2 separate regions of the Homo sapiens genome follow, and region 1 is linked to region 2. Evidence: read pairs that join two places in POLR2A ChIA-PET (ENCODE). Cell type or tissue: K562. All regions are shown on one strand. Links, peaks and the distances in the headings refer to the core of each region. The heading gives the core; the rest is flanking DNA. Region 1 holds the start of LOC101926984 (leucine-rich repeat-containing protein 37A3). Region 2 holds the start of TNFAIP1 (TNF alpha induced protein 1).

Region 1 (9,781 bases), core at 1,572-6,571, 72 kb after region 2:
AGGTATGGCAAGGAAATATATTGTGGGTTAAATATTTTTTCCTTGTGCCAGAATTACATTGAAAAGTAAGTCATGATATATAGGGTCAAATAAAACCCATCTCGTGAGAATTTATGGTTTGTAGGGCATGACTCCCTAGACCCCTTAGGTAGGAATTTGGGCAAAATAAAAAATCAGAGCTTAGTCATCAACTGTATCCGGGCAGCCTGCCTTCAGAAGTCCAGATGAACTCAGATGAGCAAGCTGGACTTTCTCAATTCCTTCTAGAGCCTGAAACTCAAAACCCAGAGACCCTTGAAGAGATCCAGTCCTCTTAGCACCAGCAAGAAGCCCCAGCACAGCTTCCACAGCTCCCTGAGGAGGTAGAACCTTCTTTAACCCAGCAGGAGTCCCCAGCTCTGCCTTCACAGTCCCTTGAGGGGGTCGCTCTTCTTCAACAGAGCAGGAGTCCCCAGCACAGCAGCTACCTCCCTCTGAAGAAATTGTAGCTCAGCCATCAATACATCATGAGGTAAATGTCCCATTTAAAAGTTGGAGTGAAGCTCAGCACTCACACTTGCCCAATGTCAAGCCAGGAACAGGCTGCCTCTCTGCCTCCAGAGCACCCCAAGGAGGTCAACTCTTCCTCAGCCCAATTAAAGGCCCCAGCTCAGACAACAGAGTTCCCTGAGGAGATGAAACCTTCTGCAACTCAGCAAGGGACTCCAGCTGAGCCTCCAGGTCCTCCTGTGGAGGTTGAACCTTCCCCCAGTGAGCAGGAGCAGCCAGTTCAGCCTTGTGAGTTTCCTAGGGGAGTTGAACCTTCTCAGACCCAGCAGGAGGCCCCAGCTCAGCTCCAGAGTCTATGGAGGGTGCAGTTCAAACTCCACTGAATCATGAGGTGACAGTCCAACTTCCAGGCGAGGATCAAGCTCATTATAACTTGCCCAATGTTACAGTTAAACCTGCGGATGTGGATATTGCCATAACTTCAGAGTCTGCCAAGAAGACTGAATCTTCTCCAGCCCAGCAGGAGGCCCCAACCCAGTCTCCAGAGGAGGTGGAAACTTCTGCAACCCAAGAGGAGGCCACAACTGATCCTCCAGGTCCTCCTGTGGAGGCTGACCCTTCCCGCAGTGAGCAGGAACAGCCAGCTTAGCCCTCTGAGTCTTCTGGGGAGGTTGAATCTTCTCCAGCCAAGAAGGAGACCCCAGCTCAGCCTCCAGAACATTATGAAGTTACAGTTTCACCTCCAGGTCACCATCAAGCTCAGCATTCCGGTTTGCCCAATGTCACTGTTAAGCCTCCAGATATGCAGCTCACCATAGCAACAGAGCCTACTGCAGAGGTGGGAACTTCTCCAGTCTACCAAGAGGGTACAGCTCAGCTCTCAGGGCCAGTTAATGATGTAGAACCTTCTGCCACCCAGCATGGGGGCCCACCTCTGCCTCCAGAGTCATTGGAAGAGGCTGGGCCTTTACCAGTTCAACAGGAGACTTCAGTTCAGTCTCCAGAACCTATTAAGGATCAGAACCCCTCTGCAGCCCAGCAGGAGGCTGAGCATCCACAGACCCCTGAGGAGGTTGAGTCTTCTCTAACCCAGCAGGAGGCCCCAGCTCAGACTCCAGAGCTCCTTAATGAAGTTGTAGCTCAATCTCCAGAGCATCATGAGGTAACAGTTTCTCCTCTAAGTCATGATCAAGTTCAGCCTCCAACATTGTACAATGTCACTGTTAAACCTGTGGATCACATGGTTACCATGACTCCAGATTTCACTAATCAGGTTGAAATTTTAACCCAACAGGGGGACCCAGGTCAGCCCTTAGTGTCCCCTGAGCAGTTTCAACATTTGAAACACCAGCAAGAGATTATAGTTCAGCAGCTAAATATCCCGAAAATGATGAACTTCCTCCAGTCCATCAAGAGCCCACAACTCAGCTTCCAGTCGAGCTCTCTTCAGACTTTGAAAGTTCATTGAATGATGGGATGATATTTTCACCTCTAGATCTGTCTTCAATATTCAGAAGTAATTCAACTTTGCCTAATACCACAGTTAAAAATGTGGATATGGAGCTTCCCATACCTTCAGCAGTCACTATGGAGGTTGAACCTTCTCCAGTCCAGCAAGACAACCCTCCTATTCCCACTGAGCAGGCTGACTTTTCTCTAGCCCAGCCTGATCTGCCTTCCCCACCTCTGCATTCTCCTGAAAAGATTGAACCTCCAGTCCAGTAAGAGGCCACAGCTCAGACTCCAGATACCCCTAAGAAGGTAGAACCTTCTCCAGTCCAGCAAGAGTTCAAGCTGAGTCACCAGAGGCCCCTAAGGAGGTTGAACCATGTGCAACCCAGCAGGAAGCCTCAGGTCATCCTCCAAAGTCCACTGAAGAGGTCACTCCTCCACCGCAGCAGGAGATATCAGCTCAGCCATCAGAGCCACCTAAGAAGGTCGAACCATCTCCAGTCCTACAGCAGCCCCCAACTCAGCTTTTAGAGCCAACTAAAGAGGTAGAATCCTCTCCAGTCTAGCAGGCAGGCCCTGCTCAGTCTTCAGAGCCCCCTATGGTGACAGAACCCTCTCTGACCCAGCAGATAGCCCCATCTTTGCCTCCAGAGTTCCCTCAGGAGGTTGGACCATAACTAACTCAGCAGGAGGTTCCAGCTCAGATTCCAGAGCCCTCTATGGAGGCAGAACCTTCTCCAACCCAGCAGGAGGCCACAGTTCAGGTTCCAGAGCCCCCTAAGGACATAGAACTTTCAAGCCAGCAGATGGTCCCACTTCAGCTTCCATAGCCACTTAAGGAGGTTGCAGCTCAACATCCAGCTCACTATGAGGTGACAGTTCCAACACAAGGGCAGGATCAAGCTCAGCACTCAATATTAGCCAGTTTCACAGTTCAACCTTTGGATCTGGGGCTTACCATCACTCCAGAATCCATGACAGACGTTGAACTTTCTCCAACCATGCAGGAGACCCCAACTCAGCCTCCTAAGAAAGTTGTACCCCAACTTCCAGCATATCAAGAGGTAACAGCCGCAACACCAGGTCAGGATCAAGCTCAGCATTCAATGTCACCCAGCATTACAGTTCAACCTATGCACCTGGGAGTTACCATAAGCCCAGAATCCAGTACAGAGGTTGAACATCCTACACCCTTGAAGAAGACTATAGTTCCTCCAAACCACCCTAAGGTGACACTTCCACATCCAGGCCATGTTCAGACTCAGCATTCAAACCTGACTCAAGCCACAGTTCAACCTTTGGATCAGGGGCTTACCATCACTCCAGAATCCACTACAGAGGTTGAACCTTCTACAGCTCTGACGACTACATTTTCTTCTCCAAAACATCCTGAGGTGAGACTTCTACCTTCAGACAAGGGTCAGACTCAACTCACAATTCAACCTTTAGATCGGGGGCTTACCATCACGCCTGAATCCACTACAAAGGTTGAACCTTCTACAGCCCTGACGACTACAGCTCCAGCTCCAAAATGCCGTGAGGTGACATTTCCACCTCCAGACAAAGGTCAGGCTCAGCATTCAAGCCTGACTCAACTCACAATTCCATCCCTTACCATAACTACAGAGCCTACTAGAGGTTAAACTGTCTGCAACCATGGAGGAGACCTCATATGCCTGATGATCTGCAGTCTGATCTTCATCTACATTTTGACCCTTACTTTTGAGGTGAAAAGCTAAGCTAGGGCCTGGTTCTGGTCCCAGTCTAGCATTGGAACCACTTCTAGGAACGTTTCTTGCTGAGTCAGCTTGTCATACAGATCATGATCTGCATTTTGAACCTACTTTTGTGGTGAAAAGCTCAGGTAGGGCCTGGTTCTGGTCCCAGTCTAGCATTGGAAACACTTCTAGGAACGTTTCTTGCTGAGTCAGCTTGTCATACAGATCCTGGTCTACATTTTGAACCTTACTTTTGAGGTGAAAAGTGAAAGGCAATGGAAGGGTGCCACGGACAAAAACGGTCGAGAGGCAGTGCAAAGAAGGCAAAAGTTCCTTTATTAAGCTCTCAGGCGAGGTTCACTGGTCCGCAGGGGAGGGCCAGGGAAGTCGCATTGTGTTGGAGGTGCAGCACGCTTATCTGGACACTAGGTGAGGTAGGGGCGGAGTTGGGGTGGGGCAAGGGAGGAGTTAGTTAGGTTTCGTTTTCCTGAGTGTGACGCGCCTTAGTGGGCACGTGTGCTAGCCGGGATGGCAGGAACCGGGGGAAGATGAACCCGGAAATGCTGAGTCAGGGTGGCCTAGATGGTTGCCTGTCGCCATCTTGGGACCTTCAACGGAGTCCAAACAAAAAGCTAAGCTAGGGCCTGGTTCTGGTCCCAATCTAGCATTGGAACCACTTCTAGGAATGTTTCTTGCTGAGTCAGCTTGTCATATAGATCCTGGTCTACATTTTGAACCTTACTTTTGAGGTGAAAAACTAAGCTAGGGCCTGGTTCTGGTCCCAGTCTAGCATTAGAACCACTTCTAGGAACGTTTCTTGCTGAGTCAGCTTGTCATATACATCTTGATCTACATTTTGAACCTACTTTTGAGGTGAAAAGCTAAGCTAGGGCATGGTTCTGGTCCCAGTCTAGCATTGGAACCACTTCTAGGAACGTTTCTTCCTGAGTCAGCCTGTCATACAAATCCTGGTCTATATTTTGAACCTTACTTTTGAGGTGAAAAGTGAAAGGCAATGGAAGGGTGCCGCGGACAAAAAGCGTCAAGAGGCAGGGCAAAGAAGGCAAAAGTTCCTTTATTAAGTTCTCGGGCGAGGTTCACTGGTCCGCAGGGGAGGGCCAGAGAAGTCGCACTGTGTTGGAGGTGCAGCACGCTTATATGGACACTAGGTGAGGTAGGGGCAGAGTCGGGGTGGGTCAAGGGCGGAATTAGTTAGGTTTCGTTTTCCTGAGTGTGACACGCCTTAGTGGGCACACATGCTAGCCCGGATGGCGGGAACCGGGGGAAGATGAACCCGGAAATGCTGAGTCAGGGTGGCCAAGATGGTTGCCTGTCGCCATCTTGGGGCCTTCACCGGAGTCCAAACAAAAAGCTAAGCTAGGGCCTGGTTCTGCTCCCAGTCTAGCATTGGAACCACTTCTAGGAACGTTTCTTGCTGAGTCAGCTTGTCATACAGATCCTGGTCTACATTTTGAACCTTACTTTTGAGGTGAAAAGCTGAGGTAGGGCCTGGCTCTGGTCCCAGTCTAGCATTGGAACCACTTCTAGGAATGTTTCTTGCTGAGTCAGCTTGTCGTACAGATCCTGATCTACATTTTGAACCTTACTTTTGAGGTGAAAAGTGAAAGGCAATGGAAGAGTGCCTCGGACAAAAAGGGTCGAGAGGCAGGGCAAAGAAGGCAAAGTTTCCTTTATTAAGCCCTCGGGCAAGGTTCACTTGTCCGCAGGGGAGGGCCAGGGAAGTCGCACTGTGTTGTAGTTGCAGCACGCTTATATGGACACTAGGTGATGTAGGGGCGGAGTCGGGGTGGGGCAAGGGCGGCGTTAGTTAGGTTTCGTTTTCCTGAGAGTGACGCGCCTTAGTGGGCACGCGTGCTAGCCGGGATGGCGGGAATGGGGGGAAGATGAACCCGGAAATGCTGAGTCAGGGTGGCCAAGATGGTTGCCTGTCGCCATCTTGGGGCCTTCACCGGAGTCCAAACAAAAAGCTAAGCTAGGGCCTGGTTCTGCTCCCAGTCTAGCTTTGGAACCACTTCTAGGAACGTTTCTTGCTGAGTCAGCTTGTCATACAGATCCTGGTCTACATTTTGAACTTTACTTTTGAGGGGAAAACCTAAGCTAGGGCCTGGTTCTGGTCCCGTTCTAGCATTGGAACCACTTCTAGGAACGTTTCTTGCTGAGTCAGCTTGTCATACAGATCCTGATCTACATTTTGAACCTACTTTTGAGGTGAAAAGCTTAGCTAGGACCTGGTTCTGGTCCCAGTCTAGCGTTGGAACCACTTCTAGGAACGTTTCTTGCTGAGTCAGCTTGTCATACAGATCCTGGTCCACATTTTGAACCTTACTTTTGAGGTGAAAAGTGAAAGGCAATGGAAGGGTGCCGCGGACAAAAAGGGTCGAGAGGCAGGGCAAAGAAGGCAAAAGTTCCTTTATTAAGCTCTCGGGCGAGGTTCACTGGTCCGCAGGGTAGGGCCAGGGAAGTCGCACTGTGTTGGAGGTGCAGCTCGCTTATATGGACACTAGGTGAGGTGAGGGCGGAGTCGGGGTGGGGCAAGGGCGGAGTTAGTTAGGTTTCCTTTTCCTGAGTGTGACGCGCCTTAGTGGGCACACGTGCTAGCCGGGATGGTGGGAACGGGGGGAAGATGAACCCAGAAATGCTGAGTCAGGGTGGCCAAGATGGTTGCCTGTCGCCATCTTGGGGCCTTCACCAGAGTCCAAACAAAAAGCTAAGCTAGGGCCTGGTTCTGCTCCCAGTCTAGCATTGGAACCACTTCTAGGAACGTTTCTTGCTGAGTCAGCTTGTCATACAGATCCTGGTCTACATTTTGAACCTTACTTTTGAGGTGAAAAGCTCAGCTAGGTCCTGGCTCTGGTCCCAGTCTAGCATTGGAACCACTTCTAGGAACGTTTCTTGCTGAGTCAGCTTGTCATACAGATTCTGGTCTACATTTAGAACCTTGCTTTTGAGGTGAAAAGTGAAAGGCAATGGAAGGGTTCCATAGACAAAAAGGGTCGAGAGGCAGGGCAAAGAATGCAAAAGTTCCTTTATTAAGCTCTTGGACGAGGTTCACTGGTCCGCAGGGGAGGGCCGGGGAAGTCGCACTGTGTTGGAGGTGCAGCAGGCTTATATGGACACTAGGTGAGTTAGGGGCGGATTCGGGGTGGGGCAAGGGCGGAGTTAGTTAGGTTTTATTTTCCTGAGTGTGACACGCCTTAGCGGGCTCACGTTCTTGCCGGGATGGCGGGAACGGGGGGAAGATGAACCCGCTAATGCTGAGTCAGGGTGGCCAAGATGGTTGCCTGTCGCCATCTTGGGGCCTTCACCGGAGTCCAAACAAAAAGCTAAGCTAGGGCCTGGTTCTGGTCCCTGTCTAGCATTGGAACCACTTCTAGGAACGTTTCTTGCTGAGTCAGCTTGTCATACAGATCCTGGTCTACATTTTCAACCTACTTTTGAGGTGAAAAGCTAAGCTAGGGCCTGGTTCTGGTCCTAGTCTTGCATTGGAACCACTTCTAGGAACGTTTCTTGCTGAGTCAGCTTGTCATACAGATCCTGATGTGCAGCAGCAAATTGCTCTGGCTCCGGGGGCAGGTCTCCAGCTGAATGTGTGCCTACGAATGGAATCAAAGTCTCATCAAAATCTCAGTCAGTTCCTGAGGCAGAAGAGATGGGTGTGTCTTATCCAAGATTTCTCTGGCTCCAGGGGCAGGTCTCCAGCTGAATCTGTGCCTACAAATGGAATCAAAGTCTCATCAAAGTCTCAGTCAGTTCCTGAGGCAGAAGAGATGGGTGTGTCTTATCCAAGATTTCTCTGGCTCCAGGGGCAGGTCTCCAGCTGAATCTGTGCCTACGAATGCAATCAAAGTCTCATCAAAGTCTCAGTTCCTGAGGCAGAAGAGATGGGTGTGTCTTATCCAAGATTTCTCTGGCTCCAGGGGCAGGTCTCCAATGCAAACAAAGTCTCATCAAAGTCTCAGTTCCTGAGGCAGAAGAGATGGGTGTGTCTTATCCAAGATTTCTCTGGCTCCAGGGGCAGGTCTCCAGCTGAATCTGTGCCTACAAATGGAATCAAAGTCTCATCAAAGTCTCAGTCAGTTCCTGAGGCAGAAGAGGTGGGTGTGTCTTATCCAAGATTTCTCTTATGGAACAAAGTTACATCAAAGCCAATTTAAAAGCCTATGTAAAAAAAATTATTATTATTGATGCAATGTATACAAATATATAGACCAATATAATAAGTTTACTATTCCTACCATGATTTGTCTTTAGTAAAATGGGAAACTGGAGAAAAACTTATGTTTCCAAATGATTATATATCTGTGTTAGATTCTAGTCTTGCCTAATTTTTTTTCAATTTGGATTACTTTCTACAGTTTGGACCAAATTCTAATTTTTTTTTATTACAAGTCTCCAAAATAATTTTTAAATTTTTTTTTCCTTCTTTTTTCCATTTTTCCTAATTTGGAGTCACTGAAAACTAAGCTGTGCTTTCTTAAAATCCTGTGAACTGAAGCCAGACAACTTAAACTTCAGAAGAAAATAACAGCAACCTATTTACATACATAAACCACTTTCATACCTGCCTACTGATGCATAGACTTCAGAGTAATGAGGCCTATATCAAATGTTTCCCGGATTGTTCTTTTGTTTGTTGTTGTTTTCTCTCTCTTCCTCCCACTATTTTCTCTTCGCAGGACATGAGACTTAACAACCTGCTAAAAATGAGCTTTTGGGACCTACCCATCAAGGAATAAACTGTCCTCGCCATGAGAGATCAAATGAAACCTGAGACCAGAGACTCATTTTCTTGTAAAATGCTTTCTCCAACAGATTTTTAAAAAGAAAAGGGGGGAAATGTGAAAGGAAAATATCTGTGGTCCCCAAAATCACGAAGGAAAACTCAAGCCGGGAACTGCTTAGGGCAAACCTGCCTCCCATTCTATTCAAAGTCACTCCTTTGCCCAATCAGATAGATGCTTATCTGATTTGCCTCCTTTGGAAAGGCTGATCAGAAACTCAAAAGAATGGAACCATTTGTGTAACAGCCATCTGTGACCTGGAAGCTTCCTTCCCACTTCAGTCTTCCTGCCTTTGCTTCAAGTTGTCCTGTCTTTCCAGATGAAGCAATGTACTTCTTAACATATATTGACTGATGTCTCATGATGTCTCCCTAAATGTATGAAACCAAGCTGTGCCTGACAACCTTGGACATATTTTGTCAAGACTTCCCTGAGGCTGTCATTGGTGCATCCTCAACCTTGGCAAAATAAACTTTCTAAATTAACTGAGACCTGTCTCAAGTTTAGGGGGTTCACAGTGGGGGGGGCAATTCAGTCTGGGAGAGAAGGCTTTAATCCGAGTGAAGAGCCCTTTGCACTACTAGCCTGCGAGGAGGCTGAACTGTCTTCCTGCCTTGACTTAACACAGCCGTTACCATAGAAATTACAGCGCCACTCTTCAGAGGTCTACCCTGTGTGCACACATGGACAAGAGGTTTAGGTTGTTAAAGTCAGCATATTAAACAATTTCCTGAAATGCGGCTGTAACTAGAACCCAGCTGACTTCCCCCACTGCCATTCTTACCTATTTTATTGCTCATTGTCTGGCACAATCAATAGCATGTGAACGCCAAGCAGGTGCTTCATCTTATTCCAGTGCCTAGAATAGGCATATGTTGCAGATTAATGGTTTTAAATGGAAGGGATTCCAAGACTCACTTCATCAAGGGGTAGATCTACTGTTATAATCAGATTTCTGAAATCAGTGCTGACTTCCTCTCACATTTCATGGGAAGCTAGATTTCTTAAAGGTTAAAGTTTCCTTGATGGGTTTTATTTAAATTGAATTAAAATAATTATTTTACAGAGAAAAACCTCGAAACACTTTGCAACTTTGGGGTGAAAGTTAAATAAAACATGCTAGCCCCAAATTAAGTTCCCACTGAAATGAATGTTTTAAAAAAAATTCTGGCCGGGCATGGTGGCTCACTCCTGCAATCCTAGCACTTTGGGAGACTGAGGTGGGCAGATCACATGAGGTCAGGAGTTTGAGACCAGCCTGGCTAACATGATGAAACCCCGTTTCTACTAAAAATACAAAAAATTAGCTGGGTGGATATT
Region 2 (9,781 bases), core at 738-5,737:
TCTGCCTGCCTGACGCAGTGTGTCACCGGCATGACCTGCCTGGAGGAAGGAGAAAGGGAAGGCAGTCAAGCACCTGAATTCTAGCCAGACCTGCTCTGTTGGACTGAGCTTCTGTTCACTCATCTGTCACATGGGGAGAGTGGCTCTAGCCCTGCGTGTCTCACAGGCATGTTGTGAGGGGTCACACGAGTTCATGAAAGACAACACACTTAAGAAGATGCCAGGTGCGCTGCCACTTCCGTCGCAGCATCACCAGCCACTGGAGACCTGCCCCTGAACCCTTTCACCACCGATAGGGTCAGGAACCACCTGTCGCCCTCCCTCCCACCCCTACACCAAAAACCGCAGAAGGAAGCAGGGCCACCTGTAAGTTGGCCTTCCCCAAACCCTCTGCAGATCTCCCAGCTGGAGGCACCTGGAGTAGTTTGGGGGTCGACAAGTTGCTTGGCAAGTCTGGCTACTTTGAGCTCTTCACACCCACATGGCCCTTCCTGGATGACCTGCCATCCACCCCAGCGTATCATCTCCAGGACCTGCACTCACAGGAGGCAGCTACTCTCTGGGGTAACTGACTGCAGCCTGGGGGAGAGGGGCCACCTGAGTTTGTGATGACTGTCACCTATCAAATGCCTCCTGTGTACCTGGCACTAAGTTGATTAGCCAGAAACCCCCAGCTGGTTGGGGCCAGTAAGGAGATTTTATTTTATTATTATTAAAAGTGTTTGGAAGTGGAATCTTGCTATTTTGCTTAGGCTGGCCTCAAACTCCTGGGCTCAAGGGATCTTCCCACAGCAGCCTCCTGAGTACTTGGGACTACAGGCATGTGCCACGATGCCTGGCTAATTTTTCTATTTTTTGTAAAGACGGGGTTTCACCATGTTGTCCAGGGTGGTCTTGAACTCCTGGGCTCAAGTGCTGTGCCCACCTGTGTCCCTGGCTCAGACAGGAGATCTGAACAGCATTCTAACACGAAAGCCCAAGCTGTTTCTACACCACACTGCTGCTCCAAAGAGTTGTATCATTTTCATATCTCGTTAAATTCATACTATCATCCCCATGTCTGCAAATGAGGAACCTGAGGCCCAGATGGCTTAAGTGGCTTATCCAAAGTCAGAAAACTGGCAAGTGGTGTGAGCCAGCGTTCAAACCTGAATTGGGCCAACTTCAAAGACCCAGTCCTTCCCACTGTACTAGGCTACTTCCTGGTGGTCAACGGCCCCTGCCCTGCGCTGTCAGGAACAAAGCAGTTCCCGTCCATTCCCCACACCCCTTGTTCTGGCCTTGTCCTTGCCCAGCACCATTACCGTGTTTGGAAAAAAGAGCCAAGTCCATGCCCCTTTTGCTCCGTGCTGGTCACAGCCCGACCACGTCCCCCGCACAGTGGGTGTGTGTCCTCCCCTACCCAGGCAGGGGCAATCCCCCACACCTTGGTCTGCTTCTTCTCCGTGGCATACACGATGGAGGTACAGCACACCTCTGCCAGCTTACGGCCCTGGCCATAAAAGGACCAGCAGCAGATCTCGTCACCAATGACATCCTTGATGAAGAGCACGCGGCCGTTGAAGCGCAGGGAGAGCTTGTCAAACAGCTCGATGTTTTTCAGCAGGTGGTCGTCAGAGTTGCTGAAAAAAACATGAGGGCCAAGCGGCTGGGAGTGAGGTTCCAGTCCAAGGGAGGGTGCTAGACAAGTGGGGCCCTCCCCTCCCTCCCTTCCCCCATCCTGTCCTGCCGAAATGAAAGCAAGATGCCAGGGGGCCAGGAGAGAAAGGATCATAGGGTACCCTCTGGGTTGGGGGGCCTGTGAGGAAAAGGAACTCAGTTGGTTTTAAGTCAAAGTAGGGACAGCTGAGGAAGGAGGTCTCCCCTCACTAACCCTGGAAGGAAGGAGACAAGGCTGCTATGTCAGTGGGAGGCATTCCTTCCCTTACTGTGGGGGTGACAGTGGCAATATGCCTGGCCACAGGGAATCATAGGGAGGGTTTGGGACTCTGAACCTGCAGCCACCTGCGTCTACCTAACTGTGGCCTATGGAGAGGACATGGCCTGGAGGGTGTGGGGAGGGAATCGGCCCAGTGTGAACTGCACAGGCTGGCTTGGGGGACTCCCAGCTCACCGGCCTCCTAGCATCCCCTCCACCCGGTAGGATGACACGTGTGAAAACACCTGCCATGCTGCCTTCGTGATACACGTTGAGGGCGCATTTCACCTTCAATCATTTATATCCCAGCCAGGGCACCCTGCTGAGTTCCAAAGGCCTCTGTCCCAATTTCCCTTCTACTTTCTGTTTTTCCCCAACTTGGCACAGCCAGTTCCAAGACCCAGGCCCAGACCCACGCCGACCGTGCTGGGAGTACAGGCAGTACTCCTTGGGTCTGCTGCCCAGTGTCTGTTGAGCCCTGTGACGCACCCTACCTGGTGTAGGAATACTTGTTGTTGCTTCTGTTGTACAGCAGCTTCACCACGGGCTGTGAAGGAGTTCAGAGTGAGGGGCCAGGCCAGGGGACTGGCATCCCCGGCCCGCACCCCTCAGAGGTCCTGGTACCTTGGTGGAGGATTCGATGAGCCGCTCCTCCTCCTTTAGGGATGTGATGATGGGGATGTTGCACACAGGCTGGTAGGAGTCCTTCTTGTCCTGTGCGACACAGAACAGAGAACCCTCTTTAGGATCTTCTGCTTCCCAGGCTTATCGAGGTATACCTCTGGAGCCCCTCTGCCATGGCCACCCGCTGCTTGGTGAGGAAGTGTCAGATACAGATCATGAGGCCCCTGACAATAGAAACTGCCAGCTGGAAAGCAGACCCCCAGTTAGAAAACCCAAGATCCAGGCCGGGTGCGGTAGCTCACACCTGCAATCCCAGCACTTTGGGAGGCTGAGGCAGGCAGATCACTTGAGCCCAGCAGTTCGAGACTAGCCTGGAAAACATGGTGAAACCTCATCTCTACAAAAAATACAAAGATTAGCTGGGTGCCATGGCGCATGCTGGCATTCCCAGCTACTCTGAAGGCCAAATCACGAGAATCACTTGAACCCAGGAGGCAGAAGTTGCAGTGAGCTGACATCGCACCACTGCACTCCAGCCTGGGTGACAGGAGTGAAACCCTGTCTCAAAAAACAAAAACAAAAACAGAAACAAAAGCAAAAACAGAAAAACCCCCTAAAATCCGGGTAGCAAAGCATAGAAACCAGAAGCAGGGCCTACTCACGCTGCCAAGTGTGAACACCTGGCTGCCAGGTTGGTGGGCCTGGGTGGCATCTCACTTGTCTCATTAGGTTTGCACTCATCAACCACGCCTCCCACACAACCTGCCAGGAACCAGAGTCCTCCATCCCACAAGAAGGGGGCAACTCCTGACCTCATCTGCCCGCCCTGCTCCGCCCCACCCATGTACCTGCAGGGCACTCTGGCACATATTCACCAGCCCCTGGATGAGGTAATACTTTGCTTCAGCCATCAATTCCTTGATTTCTTGCCGGTTCTGAGGGAGGGTGATGGTGTCATCTCGGAGGTAATTCAAAATGGTGCCAAAGTGCTTTCCACAACGGTCTATGAGGATCCAGCCTAGGGGTGCAGAAGGCCCTACAGGGTTAGTTTGCCGCCAGGTACCTCCGAGGCAGGCAAAGGCCACCTGACAAGCTGGCGGCAGGTGGCAGGGAAGGGGGTCCACGAGCACAAAGCCCTTACGCAGGGTGACAGAGGCGGGGATGGAGGTTCTAGCACTCAGGCCCATGGCTGCTCTTCACCCTTCCTCTCTGAAACCCAGAACTGGCACATCCCACGGGGGATACAGCCCTCCAGGCTGTAGAAGCCACAGGGGCCTAGGCTCAGGGTACCAGGCCCAGCCCAACACAGAAACCACCAGCCACTGCCGGCCTTCTGCCCGCTGCCCAGTCTTAAGGTGACGGCTCCTATGAGAATCTTGTCCTATTTAAATATTTTAAAAGTATGGCTCTTCTTCCTGGAAAATGCATAAACACAGCATTCCATATACAATTTCACAGAATTCTGAAGCTCTACTAGGGACTCCAGGTGAAGACACCCTACATAAAGTGAAGAGGAAAAGTGACTGAATTCTAGATCTGGTCATTTCCTTGGGAACTCCTCCTGCCCTCCCCACCCCGAGCGGCAGCCCCAGTGCCTCACCTTCTTTGTCGGTCAGCACCTCCATGCGCCCACTGAACATGGCCTTGAGCATGGTGTCGTGGCGGGTCAGGGCCCGCACAGTGGTGTAGTACAGAGAGCCGCCCACGTTGAGCTGGACATACTTGTTGCCCAACCCTCCTCCCTTGAAGCCACTGAGCTTGGGCTTGGCCCCTGAGGCTGGGCACAGGCAGGTGTCCCCCGACATCTCCCGCTGCAGGTAGATCACCACACGGCAGGAGGTAGGCTTGGAAGGCTCCGCCGTGGTGGAAAGGGTCACGAGTGAGTGGCCAGTGGAGGCCAGAGCCTCATAATCTCAGTGCTGTACATGGGAGAGGGAAGAGAAGACACGAACCAGCTGAGACAGCCCAGGAGGAGACAATAGCAGAAACACGACCGTACTCATTCTCTCCCTGACAAGCCCAAGCACTGCTCCCTGGCAGAGGCTAAGTCCCTGCCATTTTGCTTTCTTTTTTTTTTTTTTTTTTCTTAGAGACAGGGTCTCACTCTGTCACCCAGGCTGGAGTGCAGTGGTGCCATCTCGGCTCACTGCAGCCTTTGCCTCCCAGGCTCAAGTGATCCTCCCACCTCAGCCTCCTGAGTAGCTGGGACCACAGGTGCACACCACCACACCCAGCTAATTTTTTTTTTTTTTTTTTTTGGTAGAGACAGGGTTTTACCATGCTGCCCAGGCTGGTCTCGAATTCCTGAGCGCAGGCGATCCGCCCACCTCAGTCTCCCAAAGTGCTGGGATTATAAGTATGAATCACCGCGTCTGGCCTCCCTGCCATTTTTACTATAGCAGGAACCAGGGCTGGAGGCAGTCTCCCAGACTCCTGCCCTGGTCACCTCATCAGCCTCCCTGAGACTCAGCTCCACTCAGGGCAGCGAGGAAGACAAGCAAACCCATGGAACCAGTTAGAGAGGGCCAGAGGAACAGATCACCCTAGAGATCTACCAGTCAGATTCCAGTTACTTTCTTGTCAAGGTTCCCAGGATCCCAGACTTCCAACCAAACCTACTGGGAATCCAGCCAGTCTAGGAGTTTCCCAGGAGCCAGAGGGACAGGATGCACTTCCTTTCTAAAGATTCCAGCCTCCAGAGCAGTCTGTGCCAGTGTTTATTTTGAGCACCACCGAGAGTCTGGCTTCAGGAAGGAAAGTAAAAGCAGCTTCAGGAGAGAATGCAGTAAGCCAGGGTCGGGGGTGCCGGCCAGTGTTCTTGGTGCAGGTTACCTGGGCTTCGGCTGGGGCTTCCTGACCTTCCCCTTTCTTGGCACCAGCCTTGTCCCAAGTTCCTGAAATTGTCACCATTTTTCAGGGAAGAACAGCTATAGGATGGCTGTTTTCCTTTCTTTTTCCTGAGAGGGAGCCCAGCCCTACTCTCCTCTTCCCTCCCAATAAGAATGGGAGAAGAAAGGACTAGAAAAGATCAGAGGATAAATCTAAAAACAATGAGGTGAGATGTGTGCTGCCACCTGCCTGTACTCCTGGCTACTCAGTAGGCCGAGGTGGGAGGATCTCTTGAGCCCAGGAGTCAAGACCAGCCTTGGCAACATAGCAAGACCCCATCTCTTGGCATTTAATATGTACTAGCTCATTTAACTCATTCAGCAATTAAACTACTGAGTGCCTACTATGTTAAGCAGTAGGGAACAATGAAAAAATATTGTCTTTGCCTTCAAACAGTTCAAAGAAGCATCATAACAGGAATTTTTAAAAAGAGAGAAAGCTAGCATTTATTGTACCCCTACGTGCCAGGCATTGGGTACTCAGAAGAGAACACATATAGAAAGTCATGTCCACATGGAGCTTACATTCTAGTGGAAGGAAACAGACTAGCAACAAGGACTTAAATAAATAAGCAGATAATTCCAGAACCTGATAAATGCAATAAAGATAATAAAACAGTGATATGAGAGTGATTAGGGAGAGGCACTAATTTAGACAAAGGGACAGGAAAAGCATCTTTGGGATGGTGACATTTCAGCTGAGGTTTGAAGAGAGCATTGTAGACAGATGGAAGAGTAAGTGCAAAGTTCCTGTTAGAAACAAGTTTTAGGGGGCGGGTGTGGTGGCTCACACCTGTAATCCTAGCACTTTAGGAGGCCGAAGTGGGTGGATTGCTTGAGCCCAGGAGTTCAAGACCAGTCTGGGCAACATAGTGAGAGTTTGTTTCTACAAATAAAAAAAAATTAGCCAGATATGGTGGCTCATGCCTGTGGTCCCAGCTGCTCGGGAGGCTGAGGTGGGATGACTGCTTGAGCCTGGGAAAGTCAGCCTGGGTGACATAGGGAAATCTCATCTCAACAATGACAAAATTAAAACAAGTTTGAGGATCAGAAATACGGTCATAATGGCTGGTGCACAGACAGTAGGGGGAAGTTGGTTTGATGTCAAGTCAGGGAAGGCAGGCGTTAGATGATAACAAAGGTGGATTTCATACTAATTGCTATATAGTATATGAATCAATTGGAGGGTTGCAAGCAGGGGAGTGATATGATCTGACTTGCTTGTAGTGTATTTTGAAAAGATAACTTGCTGCTGGGTAGAGAATGAATTGTAAAGGTGCAAGAGAGAAAGTGGGAAGACCAGAGGAAGCAGTAGTCTAGGCAAGAAGAGATGATGGCAGCCTGGACCACATTGGTAATAATGGAGACAGAAAAAAAGTGGAATGATTTCACCGAATGCTCATCACATGCAGGAGTTTACAGTTGCTCATGCCTTGTAAGTGCAACCCAGAAGCAGGGCACTGGTTTCCCAAGTTTACCGCTGTGTTCCCCTAATGGTGCTCAGCACAATGCCATGCACATTTTAAGTATTTAACATACGTCAGTTTGTTAGACTGAAATTGTCCCTGAAAAGATTTAGGTAAGTCCCTGGGAAGAATGTCCAAGGAAGTGGACAGCCAGCGTGGGTGCTGTGTGAAGCAGTGAATTCCTTTGGCGGCTTGTCTGGGAGACTCTTTCATTTGCCACAGGGGTTGGGTATGGGAGGTGAGCCCTCACCAGGAGGTTGCCAATGACTAAGAAACACTAGAATGGTATGAGATCACCTTCCCTTTTCCCGCCCACCTCAAAGGAATAAATCCACCTCTCTAACAGGTATTAGCAAGTTCCCTGTGTATTTTGTGTCTAGTCCTAGTTTTCCCAGGATCAGAGAAAGCACACATACATGTTCTGCCAATGCAAAGGAGCTCAAAGGATAGGCCTGCCAAGAGAGGTCGGCGGATCCAGAGCTAATCTCTTCCTTTCCTACAAAGCAATTGCTTTGAGCCCCTGGATGACGTCAATCACATTCCGCCCAGACCAATGGGTTCCAGGAATTCTGTGGCAGGTGACGCCCCAGAAAGTAATTCCAGTGAGAATGAAGTTTCCACTGATAGCCACAGTGCTCTTCCTTCCGCACTTTGTGTGTGGATATTTGGGGATGCCCGGGGCTAAGGGCGGATCCGTGGCTCACGCAACGAAGCTAATGGGAACCCAAGCACAACAAAGGGCAAACAGCCGCGGAGGTGGAAAGAGGAGGGGTCTAAAAGGAAGAAGGACCCAGAAATCCGTCAGACACGGAGGACGGCGGGAGGAAAGCTGAGGGCTAGAGTGGCGGATCTAGCAGAAACCCTAGGTGTAAAGGTTAAGCGTCACCCAAAAAGTCCTGGGAAATGTGGCCGGTGTGGGCTCTTCTCTAGCCCGGACCACTCCTCACTACCGAGAAACCCACACCGGTTCTCACGCCCACCCTCCGTGGGAGATCGGAGCTCTCCATCTCCCCTACGCCGCCCGCGCCTTTTCCCCCAGGACCCGGCCGGGCTCGCTCTACTCCAGCAGGGGCCGTCCATCCCTTCCCCGAGGGCATCGGCGGGCCCGGCTCTCACCGTCCCCGGGGGCGCCTCTCCTCTCAGCTGGGTGGCCAGCGGACTCCGAGCCGCCCCTAGCCTGCAGCCGCCTGCCCCTCAGCAGTCCCAAGCTGTGAGCTCACATCCTGCGCTCGTCGACTCCGCCCGGAGTGCTGCCCAGCCCAGCCGGCTGGGGAGCCTGAGACTACAAGTCCCTGCATGCATAGCGCTCTATCCGGGAAAGGGTGGAGGCGGAATCCCCCGAGGGTCTTCGCGGAGAGAGCAGAGCTACTTCTGGCCGCCTTGCCGGCGCTAAGGCTTCTGGGTCTTGTAGGCCGGGCCTCCCCTCGGGCCTCTGTTTCCCAGCAGGCTCTGTGGAATGGGGGCTGTAAGTGCTTCCGGAGTCAGGAAGGTAGTGACGTCATAGGTAAACAGGCTCTGTATCCGTGGCAGCGGCCGTGGCAGGCTGGCTGGGTACCGGCTGTCGCTGACCCAGGAGAAGCTGCCTGTCTACATCAGCCTGGGCTGCAGCGCGCTGCCGCCGCGGGGCCGGCAGGTAGGCTGACCTCGGGTCGGGGGACGCGGGCGGACCAGGGGCGAGAGGAGCCTGACAGGCCCGCGTCCTGAGGAAAGGCAGTACCGGGCGGGGAGAGACGTGGGAATTCCGCCCCACTCTCAGGGGGGCGCTTTCACACCCAGCTTAGGCCTGGAGTTTGATGCGTTGATGCTTGCCACGATCTTACGAGGAAACTGCGGCTCGGATAAGTTCGGGGAGTTTACATAGTAAAGAGTCGGCTCGCAGTGCCTCGCATGCATCTGGGAGAGCCGGGGCGCAGAAAGTATGCCACCGCCTCATGCTCAGGGAGCTTAGTCCCAGCTCTTGGGCCAGGTGTTGCTCAGATGCTCAGACACGCGTGTGATGGGAGTTGGTAGATAATCTGTGAACTCTTTCCCTGCACCTCTTCTTCCATCTTACCTATCTCTTTAAGCCAGCCCTTCCAATCAGATAGGTGGGCCAAGCCAGATTCATGGGAGTCATGCCTGACTTGTTTTTCTCTTATCCCCAAACCCCCACATTCAGTCAGTCCATTGCTAAGCCCCATCACCTCGACTTACAAAACATCTCAACTCGGAACACTTGTGTTCGGCTGCCAGCCTTGGTTACTGCAATAGTCTCCTGTTTCCACGGTCATTCATTCCACAAACATTTACTGAGTGCCAGTTATGTGTGGGCACCATGCTAGGTGCTAGGGTTAGAGTGATGAACAAGAAGGTACTTGGGGCTTTGCCCTCTCTTGTTCCCTCCAATCGGTTCTCTCAGGCTGAGCAAGAGTGATCTTTCTAAGTCTGATTTTGTTGGTCTGCTGAGAACCCGCTGGCTGTCCCATTACCCTTCTGATAAAATCCAAGCTCATGACTGCGTCTTTCAGAGCCTTCGGTGATCCAGCTGTTGTCTCCCTGTCTAGCCTCATTCTGTTCCCTTCTCTTGCTCAGTCTCTGTTCTCGGAATGCATCAAATTTCCTGTTGCCTCAGGATCTTCACATACGTGTTTCCTTCTGCCTGCAATGCCTTGCTTCCCCTTTCACTTGACATACTTTTGGACAGTCTTTAGGTCTGTTTAAGTGTCATTTTTTTCAGAAGGCCTCTGTTGGCCCTCCCCTCCAAGTCCGCCCCCCATGAACTGTGTCCTCCTGCAGCACTTCACACAGCACCATGTACTTTTCCTTATAGTAATATCACGATTTGTGATTATTTCTTTACCATCTGTCCAGAGGCATTGTTTTCACTAGTCTGTCCCCAGAGCAGG

Evidence for each region. Peaks named below come from ENCODE experiments on the same cell type or tissue, not always from the same donor. Only the 100,000 strongest peaks of a DNase experiment are listed, where the experiment ranks them.
Region 1: POLR2A ChIA-PET joins it to region 2 with 5 read pairs; 11 of 35 experiments call an interaction of 5 or more read pairs at or near these places.

The regions. Positions count from the first base shown.
Region 1 is chr17:28,262,799-28,272,579 of GRCh38, reverse strand. LOC101926984 (leucine-rich repeat-containing protein 37A3) reads left to right here and starts at 112. Exons shown (of 1, transcript XR_001752821.1): 1 at 112-8,946. RefSeq lists enhancers at 4,183-5,382, 6,778-7,977. In K562, for the core only: no CTCF peak of the experiment used is centred there; DNase peaks (open chromatin) are centred at 2,339 and 4,149.
Region 2 is chr17:28,334,088-28,343,868 of GRCh38, reverse strand. TNFAIP1 (TNF alpha induced protein 1) reads right to left here and starts at 8,108. Exons shown (of 7, transcript NM_021137.5): 1 at 8,013-8,108; 2 at 4,143-4,461; 3 at 3,391-3,560; 4 at 2,543-2,632; 5 at 2,413-2,465; 6 at 1,427-1,622. The coding sequence starts at 4,347. IFT20 (intraflagellar transport 20) reads left to right here and starts at 8,397. Exons shown (of 5, transcript NM_001267776.2): 1 at 8,397-8,529. RefSeq lists silencers at 7,966-8,015, 8,509-8,700 and an enhancer at 8,056-8,585. In K562, for the core only: a CTCF peak has its summit at 5,629; no DNase peak of the experiment used is centred there.